2 separate regions of the Homo sapiens genome follow, and region 1 is linked to region 2. Evidence: chromatin loops called from intact Hi-C (ENCODE). Cell type or tissue: PC-3. All regions are shown on one strand.

Evidence for each region. Hi-C counts contacts between places; a loop is a spot of excess contacts. Peaks named below come from ENCODE experiments on the same cell type or tissue, not always from the same donor. Only the 100,000 strongest peaks of a DNase experiment are listed, where the experiment ranks them.
Region 1: a loop joins it to region 2, with 2.4 times the contacts of the local background. A loop is called at or near these places in 1 of 110 quality-filtered maps.

What each region holds. Positions count from the first base shown.
Region 1 is chr5:103,268,732-103,276,731 of GRCh38, forward strand. MACIR (macrophage immunometabolism regulator) reads left to right here. Exons shown (of 3, transcript NM_033211.4): 3 at 7,166-8,000. The coding sequence starts at 7,189. The coding sequence ends at 7,809. Among named protein-coding and RNA genes, the nearest start is that of MACIR, 14 kb to the left of the region's middle. In PC-3, no CTCF peak of the experiment used is centred here; a DNase peak (open chromatin) is centred at 3,330; H3K27ac peaks cover 1,799 bases.
Region 2 is chr5:103,370,848-103,378,847 of GRCh38, forward strand. No RefSeq gene overlaps it. Among named protein-coding and RNA genes, the nearest start is that of MACIR, 120 kb to the left of the region's middle. In PC-3, a CTCF peak has its summit at 4,621 (motif pointing left); a DNase peak (open chromatin) is centred at 4,754.

The DNA.
Region 1 (8,000 bases), 100 kb before region 2:
TGTAGACAAGTTTGGGAACCACATGCTAGAAGCACAACATGGACTTGGAGCCAGGGGGCCTGGGTTGTAATTATGGGCATTAACTATCTATGTGGCTCTGGGCAGGACCCTGTCTTGGTGGTTTCAGTGTCTTCTCTATATTTCAAGGTGGATGTTCCAGGTAGGTTATGTCCAAGATGATTCTGGCATTAAAACTATACCACTCTAGCCAGGGGCGGTGGCTCGCACCTGTAATTCTAGCTACTTGGGACATTAAGGAGGGAGGATTGCTTGAGACCAGCCTGGACAACATAGTGAGACCTCATCTCTAAAAGTATAAAAGAAATAATTAACCAGATTTGGTGATGCACACCTATGTCCCAGCTACTTGGGAGGCTGACGTGGGAGGATCGCTTGAGACCAGGAGTTTGAGGCTGCAGTGAGCTATCATTGCCCTACTGCACTCCAGCATGGGTGACAGAGCAAGACCCTGTGTCTAAACAAACAAACAAACAAACAAAAAACACAAAAATAGGTGGCTCTAGATATCATGATATCACTAGACTGGTATTAGCCATGCTTAGGAGACCCTGTTTCCCCAAAAATGGCTCTATAAGAAATGGTTTGATTCAAGTACTTCTTGAAAAGGATTTTCTTAACATGATGACATTTTTATTCTGCATATTTAAAATGGTTATGTTGATATCTGTTTTCTCTTATATGGTATTGCTGTATGTTGCTAAAAAAAACAGTGAAAGCATATGGAGCAGTGTTTTGATTACTGGGAGTGAATTTTTTTTATAATCTTATTTTTAAAAATTCTCAGAATGCAATTTCAAAAAGAATTCTTCGTATAGCAGTTCTGAAATTTATTAGCTATTTTCAGAGCTGGTCTAAGGAGCTAAGGCATCTAGATCATATTTTCAAAATGTTGCTCTTTGTGCCAAATAGATAGGAAGCTTGGCCTCTTGAAGAGTGTTCAAAGCTGTGCAGATTTTATACAGGTCTACTTTCTTGACTGTTCTTCTTGGTGCACGGGGTTCCACTCACGTGTGTTATGGTTTGGACCTGTTTGCTTTAGTCTCAGCCAGAATACTGGTATTGGGGTATTGAATGCTGTACCTAATGCTTTTGAAATGTACACTGTATATATTTTTGTAATATATATAAATGAATGAAATGTTATCTTTCCTTTTTTGAAGGAAAGTTTACATTTAGTTTGTAAATTTCTTTAAAGAGGTATCTAAGTGTTTTAAGTGAGAATAATATCAGGAGATTTGAGGTCAAAGAATGGCAGTCATGTCCCTTTCATTTATCTTTTTCTTCTTGGAAAAATCAAACACATCAAACAAAAGGAAGTACATCATCTCCTTTCTTCTTTTGATAATTCCTGTTTCTAAGCAATAAGAGGAGAAACAGGCACTGTTCTGGTGAGTGTATAGATGATACTCTTTAAAAGTGTTTACATTAATTTTTAGTTATATAAAAGAATATCCATATAAAAACCAGAAACATTATTAATAAGGTTTTGTGGTGCTTGCTATAAAAATCTAAAAAGTACATGTTCTTTGACTCAGCATTTTTACTTCTGGAATTTCCTGCAGAAATATTCATGTGTGCCTATGTGTACTCTTGCATGTTTTCATTGTAGAAAGAAGTAATCACTCACTCTTACATTTGTAAATACGCGGAAAAAGGAAGGATATACCAAAATATTAATAGGGGTTTCCTCAAGATATGTCCGGCATTGGTAGGGGATGAAGAATGATTTTGCCATTTATAGTACATCAATATGAATTATTTGGACTGGAGAGCTTTCAGTTTGCATGCATTGCTTTTATCGGTTTCAAAACAATAACAAGGAAAAACAATCACTTGAGCAGGTTATTGAGGTAAGAAAAAGATAGAAAGTATCTTCTGGAAGGGAAAGGTGGTTATAAAAAATGTTCATGGACTCTAAGACCTCTTTGAGATATCTCTGTGTATGGTTAAAGAAATTAGCAAGTAGGATGGTGCCCCAGGCTTAGAGCCTAGTGAAATAATTTTTGTTTCTAGGAGTGTGTCACTGACTCAGACACCCTATAGCATAGGAGCTGACTGTGGGCAATATCTGGATGTATCTTGGTGTTAAGTCACATTCTCAGCTTTTTGGAACCTTTGCTTTTCTTTCTCTCCATGAGAATTACATTGTACCCTACCTTTACCATATCCCTCCTATCATGAAAAATATGTTTGATAAACTAATTCAGTCTGTAATAGAGAAAAATAAAGGTGTTTTAAGAGAAGACAGCAAAAAAGAGCAATATTAAACTTGGCGGAATGAGTCTAACAATAGAATTTCATGCCTTTGACATCTCAGCTAAAGGTTTGGGGAGTTGGAATTTTTTTTAACAGGCATGCTGCTGATGTATAAATGAACTCTATATATAGGAAAGCTAATGAAGCAATTAATTTTTTGAGTTTCTTAAATGAAATACAGGTATTAGGATACGGTGTTTCTCAAAAAGAATTCTTTCTATACCATTTGTCAAATTTACCACCTGTTTTCAAAGCTGGTCTAAGGAGCCAAGGGCATTTAGGTTATATTTTGAAAGTATTGGTATTTATGCTCCAAATTTAGGTTTGGCCTCTCAGAGAGTATTCAGACCTATGCAGATTCTATAAGGGTTACAGGCTTTTGAACGTGCTTATCCTGGTGCACCAGGTTCTCCTATACATGTGTTGTGATTTGGACCTATTTGCTTTAGTTTTAGCCAAAATTTACAATTTCATTCTGTACCCAATGCTTTAAAAATGTACTGTGTACATTTTTAAAGAATTATTGTTACCTTTGTCTGATGTCATCTAGTTGGATCCACGTAAATTTCAGCAATATAGAAGCATCTATAAACGTTGCCAAATCTTTCATGTTTTATAAATACATTGGTGCTATTGTTACTGGTTGGATTGTGAGGGAATTAGATATTGAAGACCTTAGGTGTCATTTGAAAAATTGTATTGTTCCTGGTACTTTTTAAGAAGCTCAATTTCAAAAGCATTGTTCAATTACAAGTTGACGTTTCTATTCTTGTTTCATTTTCTGTTTTAGCTTCTTCTCTCCACATTTTGCTGCTTCTGTAATTATAAAATTAATACTTTTTCTATTTTCTATTTACAGTCTATTTTTGCTTTAAATTATATATGAAAGGCATTAATGGAAGCAAGAAAGGTATCTTTGATCTCTGGGTTTTAGTGCTCTGGAATGAAGCAGTTGGCATTAGACCTGATTTCTTGACTCACAGGTTATTCTTATTGATGTAGTGGGAAGTGTGGCACCTGTTGCATGGTACCTGTAGTGGTAATTTGTGAGAGTGCTTTGTAATTGTTTATCTTGGCAGCAAGCTTTTTGGATACAAGGTTTATTTGACAATATGAAACAAAATGCTGAGTCATGCATAGACTTATTAAAAATAACAAGTCTGTAAGCAGTTTTTTTCATGGTAAAACCTGAAGAATATACTGCTAAACACAGGCCATCTCTAGTTATAGTCACCATAGCTGAGTTTCCTGATGGATGTCTTTCAGTAAGAAATTTTGCTGTGGAAAATGTTGGACATCTGTATATCAAGATAGGTTGACTTTGAGACTGTTCAGTTTTTACTGTCTTTAGTGTCTTTTTTTTTTTTTCCAGAATTCTGGAGTTAGGAGGTACCCAGACTTCTTCCTCTGCAGATGGGACAGTGTCTAAAGAGCTTCTGCCCATTGTAAAAATAACCTGAGCAAGTTGATTCTGTAACTGTTCTCAGGATCTTGCTTCAATATGTAAATCTAGTCAAGAAATTCTCAGGAATGTAGTAGCATAAGAAGTTTTGTTTTCTGTCACACAGAAGAATGGGAGGTATGCTGCTTATTCAGCATTCAGCCCAACTACAAATGAAATATTTGACATTGAGGGCTGTCTTTTCTGAAATCCAGCCTCTACCTAGCTTTCTTGGTGCAGCATAGTAGATGTGTGTAGAAGGGCAATATATAAGTAAAACGAATCCTTTAGAAAAACAGAAGCCGTTTGTGAGAGTCTTGTTTCCAGCGTTCATGTTCCTACGTGAATATCGAGACCTGAAGTTGTTCTTGTACATGTGGCAGTATATTGCAGAGACCAATGAACCACCCAATGAGCTGTTAGTTTTGAGAATACACTATTTGTAGTTTGGAGCAAAAATACTGATGTTTGATAGCCAAAAAGTGCAAACAGTTTTCCAGCTCTGAGAATTGCTCATCAGAAGTTCAGCACATAGCAGCTATATATATTTAAAGTCAGCCTTTTCATGTTCCTGCGCCTTGAGACTCTCCCGCAGGAATCTCCCTAGAATACTGACCTGTTTTGCATTGGCTTTAGTTGCTCCACTGAGTATTTGTGTTGGAGGATATTAGAAATGCTTATTCTTTCAACTTTCTGATTAGATTCTGTTTTCCATAGTGAATGTTTTGTCTACCTCAGTAAAATATGGTAGATTTCATACACCAGACTGCCTGGTTGAAATTTCCAGAGCTCTTAAACCACATCTGTATCTTCTACTTAACAACCTAGGTTAAATCATTGTCTACCAGGTTGATGTGTGAAGATCCTGTTTGGATTGTTCTCTTCCCAAGCCAATTGATTTTTTTTTTTTTATGGTGTTATTGGCTGTTGGAAACTTAACTGATGAGTTACTTGTCTAACAATAGTGTCTATTTCTTATCAAATCAGATTTTGACCTTTACACAAGTCTTCACATTTCTAATTTTGCAGGTACTTCCAGGTATTTTCTAGCTAATATATTATTTCTGCCTATTTCTCTAAACCGTTGTCTCCTTCTAGGCTTTATCTTCAACCCCCAAGGATTCTCAGAATTTCTGACAGTTTACCTTGATGCAGCAGGATTGGCTTAGTATGGGGAAAAACTTTTGATGATTCTGTTGCCCTCAGAAGCCTGTGCCTCCTCCTCATTACTGTAACTTTGTGCATTATTAACTTACTTAGCAAATTTTTTCCCTCGTAGACAAAAAAGATGAATTTTAGCCTCACCTCTGTATGAATTATTACCCAATTTGGAATGTGTGGGGTCTGAAGTCATAGATTTAAAGAAATTTGTAATATACTAAATGAGAATGCAGTAAGCTGCGTGGTGGGACTCCAAGAGTTGTCATGGAGTGCCAGATTTGAAAGAGACCTAGACCAGAGTCTCAGAGTAGACAGACTGCTTGAGTGTCACTGCCTTGGTGACTCTCCTTGAGTGTGGTGCCCAGTCTTGGTGTGAGTGTGTGCCCTTTCCTCAATGGCCCTGGTTATTTTTTTTGCCTCACTGACCCTCCTTTCCTTCTCAGGATGAAATATCAGAGAAACAGCTACTACCTGTAGCTGCCAGTCAGGTTACGTAGGTTGGAGGCCTTGGCTATGTCCTCTTGCATTCTTTCTGGGTTACAAAATTAGTGAGAAAGGAAGGATAAATTTGTCATTCGACTCCGAGTAAATATTTGTTTGTTTAGCATAAAAATTTGTTGAGGCTTCACATGGCTCTCTAAAGTTTATTAGCTAAGAAGTCTTATATGCATATCAGAGTAGCTGGTAGTCACCTGATATTCCAGTACTATCAACAGAGAAATAAATTCCTCAAATATAATTTATTTTATATAAATAATATAAATAAAAATATTTACATTAAAAATATAATAAAGCTGATTACTTTAAATCTAAAAGGGTTCAGGGACTAGAGTATTTTGGTGAAATAAAAATGGCAAATAGTCTAAGGTTGAGAATAAATAGTGAGTAATACTATATAGATCCTTTGGCATTTGCTTTATCTCAAATATTGTAATAAATGTTTGTTTTCAGTGGGGATCATAGGAAGGACAGCGTGGTATCTGGTAACTTCACAATCTCCTAATGAAGGAAATTAGAACATGCATGTGGTGGAATAAAGTGCTGTTTTTTTTTTTTAAAGCTTTCTAATTGCTTGGATTTTAAATGAATACCCAAACTTTAAGAAATACTTCAATAGGAAGTGGTTATTTGTCTAGTGAGAAGATTCGTAAGAGTTATTTAATTTTTAAGTAAATTTTTCATCTTAAAATCAGTTGATGTCATTTTGATTAGCAATCTGAGATACTTAAAACCGTGTTATCTACTTCCAATTAAAAAGCAAGTACAAATAGTTTCTCAGAAATGAAACTGTCACTATTTCCCTTAGTATTTTAGCTTCCCAAATTTGATCTATCTGTAGCTTTCAGGAACCTAGCCGCCATTTGTTCTATTTCTTGTCAATGGAGATTTCCAAACTATGTAATGTAATAATCGTAAGGAACAATATTACTATTCATTGTGAATTATTCTGCCATTTATGAAACTATTGAAAAGTACAACGTCTTGGGTATTGAAAAACAGAATGTCAAGCCTGTGGTGTATTTTATGATTAAGTAGTCAATTAAAATGACATCTGATGTTTTATACATTTTTAGTATTAAAAATTATGTGATATATTGGATTTAGGATTACTTTTAAACTACAAAATGATATTCTTTAATTCATTGGGGATATGGAAGGAAGAACATTTACAAGGTTTGGGGGAACCTTCCCCTAAGACTCCTCATACTCTAAGAATAGTTTTTTAGGTCTAAATTGGATTCCTTGCAGAAATTCGTCAGCTCAATCAACTTTATTATATGTTCCTTAAAGACAAATTGAAAAGAATTGCAGGTGTCAAGAGCTAAGCACTTACTTTAAATTAAATAATGGAAAAATTTAACTTTCAAGCCAGAAATATTTTGTGTGTTCTTATGAAACTATGTATGATGGCTTTCATTTGCTTAATGCTGAGATCTGTATTTGACTCGCTTGATATTGCATTAAGGAATAAACTTTATGTGATTGAATAGAGTGCGGAATTTAGAGAAGTATTGTTGTTGTTGTTTTCTGTTTGCTTCTCCATCTGAACTTTTTGGTAGTACATCAGACTTTAATTTAACTTGCCTTTCAGTTCTTAAAGGCAGAGAGGTATTGTCATTTCATGCCCGCTCTGAAACGTTTAGTAGACATAGTTACATGTCAGTGGTACATTGACTGTCTTTCAGGCAAGTGTTACTTCATGCTCCCTGAGCCTTCTAAAAGGACCTGGCCTGGCCCAAGTCTCTGTGCATTATATTCTTCTAATCTAAGTCTGTTTACTTTTAGGATTGTGCAGACTGGTGCTTAAAATGGAAGTCGATATTAATGGAGAGTCTAGAAGTACCCTGACCACCTTGCCCTTCCCTGGGGCTGAGGCCAACTCCCCGGGAAAGGCGGAGGCAGAGAAGCCCCGCTGCTCCAGCACACCCTGCTCCCCGATGCGGAGGACCGTGTCAGGCTACCAGATCCTACACATGGACTCTAACTATTTGGTTGGCTTCACGACTGGCGAGGAACTCCTGAAGTTAGCTCAGAAGTGCACAGGAGGTGAAGAGAGCAAAGCAGAAGCCATGCCATCCTTACGCTCCAAACAGCTAGATGCAGGACTTGCCCGTTCCTCTCGTTTGTATAAAACCAGAAGTAGGTACTACCAGCCATACGAGATTCCAGCTGTCAATGGCAGGAGGCGAAGGCGGATGCCAAGCTCAGGAGACAAGTGCACTAAATCTTTACCTTATGAACCTTACAAGGCCCTCCATGGGCCTCTGCCTCTTTGTCTTCTTAAAGGTAAGAGGGCTCACTCCAAATCTCTGGACTACCTCAATCTAGATAAAATGATCAAGGAGCCAGCTGATACAGAAGTGCTACAGTACCAGCTTCAACACCTAACCCTCCGAGGGGACCGTGTGTTTGCTAGGAATAATACATGAATGACTTGGAGAGAGCTTAAACCAATTTAGGTCAGCCTACGCTTGGCTAGAAAAAACCCACTGCTGTACTCTGTACATGACTCTTCACACTATAGATGGTTATATCAGCTAAGTGTTCCTGGAACATAAAAATTGTTTGGGTCAAATTTGAATACAGGAATGAAATCACAGGTACTTGGGGGGGGGATATC
Region 2 (8,000 bases):
AGGGATGATGCCAGTAGGGAAGAGAGAGGGATAAGAGTAGACTGCCTTTTACAGTTTTGTCCAACATCAACTCAGTCCTTGTCACTTGAAGTCAGCATGGATGCTACTTCTCAAATGTGTGTTGACTTCTTTTTACAGAATATGCATGTTTCTTTATTCTTGTTTTTCAGTAGTTGTGCAGAATTTTCTGTTCTTTGATAATTTTTTTAAACATCTATTATTCAAGGACACCAGCCTAGGATCACAACTCCCCTGAAAGGATAAATATTTGCTTCAAAGCCTGGGTGTTCTCAAGTGCAGTACAGGTGCAGCCTGTAGGTCATGGATATCTCAGAGGTACAGCCCTCAGAATGCCTGGGGCATGCCTTAACTGAATGGCCATTTGCTCATGCAGTTGGGAACAGGGACTATTTATTTATTCAGCCAACATAAATGGAATAACCACAGACTCTCAGATACTCTGATAGAACTGAGGACATTGGGGAAACATTCACAGTCTCTTCAGAGAGTTTATAGTCTAAGGGGAAGCAGAAAAGTAAGCAGCAGTTTTAATGTCATGTGACACTGTGACAGAAGGGGAGAAAGCACAGGCTGCCTGCCTCAGATACCACCCCCTCATGCTGGTATCCAGAAAGCAATGCCGAGATTTCATAGTAGGGAATGGGAAGGGTGGCAATGTGTATCCCTGTTTTGTTTTTTTATTTTTATTTTTTTATTTTTTTGTCGTCTTGAAAGCTGAGAAGTGAGAAGAGAGCTGAAAATGTATAAGAGTGTGCCCAGGCAACTGTTTTCTCTTTGCTTTTCTAATAAAAGCAGAAAAGGAAAGGTTTTATCATCAGCAGTGGAAAGCAGAGGTGCTGGCAGTGTGACAGTGGCTGTGACTTAGGAAGGGAGAGTCTCCAATCCAGGAAGACCTTCTCCTCAGCAATGTCCAGTTCAGGAATTGACAGCATTGGCACAGGCTCCTCTTGGCAGGATGGGGGTTAATTGTGGACCATGTCAGTTTTGCTGCTTGAAAATTTTGAGTGACAATACCTCTCAGGTGTGAAGAGAGGATGAGTCTTTCTCTTGGAAGGACTAAAAGGAGCCTGGATGTTATCTTACTGGAAAGAAGGAAACAGTGCATACCTTTGGGAATGGATCTACAATTTACTGTTTACCCCATCAAGCATGATATTACATTGAATCTGAGTAGCTGCAATGCTGAGCTGGTGTGCAGGAGGCCAACTCTGCAGGTTTACTTAGAAAGTGGGCAGAAATGACAGTAATCATAAAACAGATAACAGGCAAGCCCTCAGAAGTGGGCAGAGGCAGGAAAAATGAGCAATGGACATAGCGTGGCAGAGCCACCCAAGGCCAGAGAAGCAAGCTGGTTCCAGAGCATAGCCAGATATGGGTTGGTCTGGGCATTCAGAAAGTGTTTTCAGGAAGCACACTTAGGCAATTGGGGAGGCAATGGGCAGAGGGTGGGGGATGGATGGAACTTCCGAGCTTTTTCTCTTCTAGCTTCCATCTGCTTTAGGGGGACATTCCAAGGTTAGGTCTGGCACATTTTGCAATACTACATGGTGAATTCATTACAGTGGGTTAAAGGTTGATTGTGCACTATGCACAAATGGAGATGCTGGGGTTTCCAGACTGGATGGTCAACTATCTGAGGGCGCAGAAACAGGCCCTCATCATTATTTACCTTGCTTTTGAAATATACTTCTGTTTTCCCTCCCTTTAGTCTGGGTCCCATGAGCCCGCTCTCCCACACTGTTGCCAGAGTGGAAATTGATTGTCTCTCTCTTGCTCAGAGCTTTCAATCGCCCTCCCGTGTTTGCAGAATAACGCTCCTTAGCAGAGGTCATAGAGCCTTCCTTGACCTGGCCTCTGCCTGGCTCCCTGCTGTCTGGTTGCCATTACTGTGATGCACACACATTTTATGTTCCAGCACTAGCAAGCCACGCACACACATAGCATTTTACTTCATGATTTTACCTTTGCTTATATTTTTCCTTTTGCTTGAAATGCTCTTCCATTTATCACCCCCTTTTCTTTCCCAGGCATCACTTCCTTGAAGTATTTTTACCCATTTCATTCTGTCTCTCAAGACCCTGTACTCATCTCTAATCGTGCACTCACCATATTGTGTTATATGCATACTTCTCTCCCTTCCTTACTTACCTGTGAGTTCCTCCAGGCTATGTTTTATTTATATTTGTATCAGGCAGAGCTAGGTATAATGCCTGGGACATAGCTGGTACTCTAAAATATTTGGTTGTATAAATGAATGAAATGATATATATATATATATATATATACACGTGTGTGTGTGTATATATATATATACACATGCGTATATACGTGTATATATATATATATTTTTTTTTTGAGATGAAGTTTCACTCTTGTTGCCCAGGCTGAAATGCAGTGGCACAATCTTGGCTCACTGTAACCTCCACCTCCCAGGTTCAAGCGATTCTCCTGCCTCAGCCTCCTTAGTAGCTGGGATTACAGGTGCCCGCCACCACACCTGGGTAATTTTTGTATTTTTTTTTAGTAGAGATGGGGTTTCACCATGTTGGCCGGGCTGGTCTTGAACTCCTGACTTCAGATGATCCACCTGCCTTGGCCTCCCAAAGTGCTGGGATTACAGGCGTGAGCCACCGCGCTTGGCCCATGAAATGATCTTTAATTGTCTCCTAAGTGACTAATACTAGATAGCATCTGTTTGGTTTCCTACTAGAGTCTGGAAGCAATAGGTGCCTTCATTTAACCATTGGACCTAGAAAGGTAGCAACCCATAGCCTGCCAGGCTGAATGCACCTGAAAGCCTCAAGAAATCTTGTCACTGTGCATTCTATTATGTGACTACAACTTGAGCCGAATAGGGATAAATGAATCCTGGCTAGCACTGAGCATCGTGCCAGGAACAGAACAGTGGGGCCATTGCAGTCAGTAGAATGAAAGGTTACCATGGCGTTGTCAGGGAGTTTTCTTGAACTATGGCTGGACCATATTTCTCTTTCCACCTCAGCCACTGCTTCATGCTACTGAATGGAGAAGCCTTTGGCTTTCTGTACCCATGGAGGAATGCAGCATGCCTCTTATCTCCTAAACCTGTCCCTGCAGAAAGCTGCCTGCCCTTGGAGTTTCTCAGTAGAACAGTAAATGTGATCTCAGTCTCTCCCAGCGGCTCAGTAAATATCACGTGATACAGAGTGCCTCAGCCAGGTGACACAATGAGAGCTGAAAACACCTCGGGTCGTCTGTACTGTTGCATTCCTTATGCACAGCACATCCTAGTTGTCCCACTTAGAGCATCTCTCATTGTGATTTCCTTTTCTTTCTCTAAACGTAAGCTAGGTTGACCTCACTTAGTGGAAAGTCAAAGGTGTCAAGTGAATAATAAACTCTTTTCCTGTTCAGGTACAGTGTGGGCTGTTAGGTTTTCCACCCAAAGGGAGGATGGGGGCTGAGTAGGGCTGCAACAGAGGAGAGAGAATGCAGTGCACCTCGAAGATGTGAGTGACATGCTGCTTAGATGGAAAGTACACCATTTCCTTTCCTGTTCAGAGTGAGATATTTTTTACCTTCATACAAATGAGGTTGTTGAAAACCATGATATTTTAAAATACCCACATAAACAAAACCTTTGTTTTGAATGTAAACCTATGGAAATGAATACTCACAATCTGCAGTAAAAAGGACCATCTCTTGATCTTGGATGTTTCCTAGCAAAGCACATTCAGGGTGTCGTTGCTGGCAATGGAAAGCCCAGAGTGCCAGCAGCCTCCACACTGTGATTTAGGGAAGGGAGTGACTGAGATTATTTTAGTCAGAGGAACTGGTTCTCTGCTTAGCCTCGATATTTCATAAAAAGCTCATTGCAGCAAAATTTTCATTTGGCAGCATCTGCGGTGCTATCATCTTGATATCTTCACATTAAGTAACAATGGCACTTCAAGGTCAAATGAAAGTCAAATTGGCACGATAAATATTCATTGTCAGCCTCTGTTAATCCTATGTATTTTCTGTAAAGATACAGGCAAAGCATGTAATCAGTAGTGTTTGTAGGAAAATAAAAAGTTATAGAAATCCTGGGGTCATAGAGCAAATAAAACAGTTCAAATGTTAAGATATATATGGTATAGTGAGAAAATCAGTAGAATGAATACTGCACTCAATTCTGACATTGTCAGTTTCTGACAAATCATTTAAATGATATACCTCAATTTTCCCAACTGTAAAATTAGAATGAATTACATAATTATCTTTTATTCTTATTCCTATTCTAAGTGATAGCTTTTCTAGATGCAATTAGAAAGAACTTTCAAAGTGTTGCAAAACACTGAAACATATTAGGAAAAAAAAAATAATGTGTGTTTTTTTTTTCTTCTGAGCACTTAAATAATAGAATAGGTATCAGTTTCTTAAACAAATGGAATGAAAATCACAAATAGACTTTTAAGGTTAGGAAAGAAGCCTGCAATGTGAAGGGACTAGATTAAAAGAAAATTGACCTGTTTACATTTCTACTGTAGAGTATTGGATGCTGTAGCAATAATGGACCTTTATTGGAATTATTTTAGAGGTTATGAGATTACATAATGGCCTGTGTCACCTAGCGGCCAGAGGCTGGGATGTCAAGTGTGTGTACCTTTATCAATAGCCAAGCTTAAAATGACTGAGAAACAGCTACTTCTGAGAAGACTTGGAAAGTAAGGTATTCTATTTGAGGATAATGTAAGCATTTGTTTCTGGAATTCTGCCCAGTAACCCAGAGCACACAAAAAGGTCTTAGAGTAATTTGATCAGTGTTTCTGTAAAAGAACACCAAAGCCACAGATTCTGTTACTGGCAAGACAGAAAATGCATTATAAGGGAAGACAACATGTTTCATAGGATGATGGCTTGGCCTGGAGAGGGCTTGGGAGAGTTAACTGACAGCAGTTAGGAACAACGATTAATGCTAACCTGAACTTCTGGGACCCCTGCCTGAACATGCTTGTCAGGGTGTGTTGGTGTTTGCAACATTGCCTTTTGTTTTGTCTCTGGAGCCTGATGCAGTTTTGCTTGCAGTCCTTGTTACTGTCTATTGGCCCTGTTTTGAGCACTAACATGAGAAGATGAAAAGAAATCCCCAGAAACACCCTTTTTCTCACCTGGTCATCTTAGTATCCACAATTGCATTCCTAGAGGAATATTCATCTTCCTGGCATTATTGTTTTGATGTATTCACAGAAGTCTGTGGCCGTAATCCTTCCGTAAGCTGATCTGTTATTTAGCTCCTTGGATGAAATATTGGTAATCATTGTAAAAATGATGAGCCTATGTTGATATGTACATGGACCTTTCCCTGTTTGACTGGGGGATGGGGGGTAATGTGAGGGCTGGGGAGATTAAAAACAGATTCTAGATCCCTCCAGTGAGCTCCTTGGTTAAATATTTTGTTTACATTGGTTATATTGAGCAACTTTAGTAGAGGATATTGTTGAAGAGGTGGAGAGCAGTTTTCTGATTGGCGAGACCTGTAGTCATTAGGCTGCATTTATCAGTAGGCTTGCCTTGCAGTTCAAGGTTCATTGAGATAGATAGACTAGCAGCTTCTCAATGCTGGTTTCTCAGGCTACACTGGGTTGCTCAGGTTGAGTGGGCAATGAGGAACTTGGGGAGGTAGTAGAAGACAACCACTTGACTTCAGGACTAAACCTTTTTCTTTGGCTGCCTTTGTTGCTGTTGAAAAGTTGGGGTTATTTTGTAGTTCATGGGTTGGCAAACTATGACTTGAGCAAAAAAATCTGTCTTGCTGCTTGTTTCTGTAAATAAAGTTTTATCAGAACACAAACATGGTTATTTGTCTGCATATTGTCTGTGGATTCTTCTGCATGAAAACAGCAGAGTTGAATAGCTGCAAAAGCGAACCCTAAGACCTGCAAAACATAAAATATTTACTATTTGGTCCTGTATGGGAAAAAGTTTCCTGATCCCTGCTGTAGTTCATTGTAGGTAATCTGTTGCTAAGATCTTCTCTTGGTCTTTGGTGTTCTTTAATGTTGCTCAAATAAATTTAGATGTGAATTTCTTTTTATTTTTCCTGCTTGAGATTTGTTGTTCTTTCATCAATTATTAGCCATAAACTCTGAATATTGTCTCTCCCCATATCTTCTCTGCTCTTGAAACTCTGGTTGAATTTCTTAGAATCTCTCATTCTAGTCTCCATTTTTCTTAACTCTATTTTTCGTCACATAGGATCTCTGTGCTGCATCCTGGGTATTTCTACAGATCTGTTTTCTGATTCAATTTCCTTACTTATTATCAGTTAAGATTTTCTATTTCTTCGTGATTCAATCTTGGTAGATGTGTAAGTTTCTAGGGCTTTATTCATTTCTTCTAGGTTATCCAATTTGTGTACAATTGTTCATAGTAGTCTGTTTAGACTCTGTGTATTTCTGTGGTATCAGTTGGCTTTTTTATTTCTGATTTTATTTGGGTCTTCCCTCTTTTTTTTCTTAGTGTAACTAAAGGTTTGTCAATTTTGTTTTCCAAAAACCAATGTTTAGTGTTGTTGGTCTTTTCTGTGGCTTTTCTAGTCTCAATTTCATTTATTTCATCTCTTATCTTTGTCATTTTCTTCCTTTTTTTTTTTTTTTTTTTTTTTTTTGACAGTCTTGCTCTGTTGCCCAGGCTGGAGTGCAGTGGCGTGATCTTGTCTCACTTGCTGCAACCTCTGCCTCCCAGGTTCAAGCAATTCTCCTGCCTCAGCCTTCCGAGTAGCTGGGACTACAGGCGCCTGCCACCACACCCGGCTAATTTTTATATTTTTAGTAGAGATGGGGTTTCACTGTGTTAACCAGGATGGTCTCAATCTCCTGACCTCGTGATCTGCCTGCCTAGGCCTCCCAAAGTGCTGGGATTACAAGCGTAAGCCACCATGCCCGGCTATTTCCTTCCTTTTTTCCAGATCTAGAAGTCCTATTTAGCTTTTTTTCAAATCTGCCTAGTCATCTTATTTGTATTTTCATATCTCCTCTTTTGCTTCTTTAAACATATCAAGGATATTTACTTTAAATTCTATGCAATTAATTCTAGTATATGAAGCTATTGTAGGTTTGATTCTGCTGTTTTATCCTCATTGAATTACAAGGTACTGGTGTACTTGTGAGCTTTGTATTGTTTCTAGTGGTGAACTCAGGTTCCTTGGGTATTTTCTGTGGAAATTCTTTGAGTATTTTTATGTGGTGTTCAGGGTACATAGTGTACCATACAGCTAGAGAGTTGTTCTAAATCATGTTTGCCATACCATCTATACCCAGAGATCCTTCAATGTTAGAGGTTATTGAAAATTTGCCTGGACTATTAATAAAACTAATGCTTTGATGTTAAATTGTCTGTAACTTTCTGGAATCTCTTCTTACTTTTTATTTCTTGCTTATTGAAGGAAGAAAAGTGAATCTTACAGTCTCCCTGGGATCCACAGAGACATGATGAAAGCCAAGAATCATTTCATATCTAGAAATCTTATTTGGTTGTTTTCTAAATATAACTTATCACAATTGTCCTACTTCCAACATTCCTCAAAATTGGATGTAAAATCTGCATCACCTTATCCCTTCAAGCTATTCTAGATGATTATTCTTGCCCCTTCATGCAAATTCCTCTTGTCTTGAGGCAGATGACATTGGTATACCTTCTCTGTTACCTTGTCCCTGAAATCTACCCTTGGAATAATCATTCCCATTCAGTCTCTAAAGGCTCTGGGTCTGCCATGGTCTTTTGTTCTACTTTTAGTTCTGACCTCATCTTGGGTGACTTCAAAATCTCAGATTTCTGGCTTTTTCATCTTCAAAATAACCTTGTCAACCATTGTATAGTTCCATAGACACAAAAAACTTCTCCATCTTGAAAATCAAAAAACTAGATTTTCTTCCTTTTGACCACAACTTCCTGTCCATTTAGGTTACTTACTAAGCTGTTGCTGATATACCAATCCTTTGACCTCACTGAAACCTCCA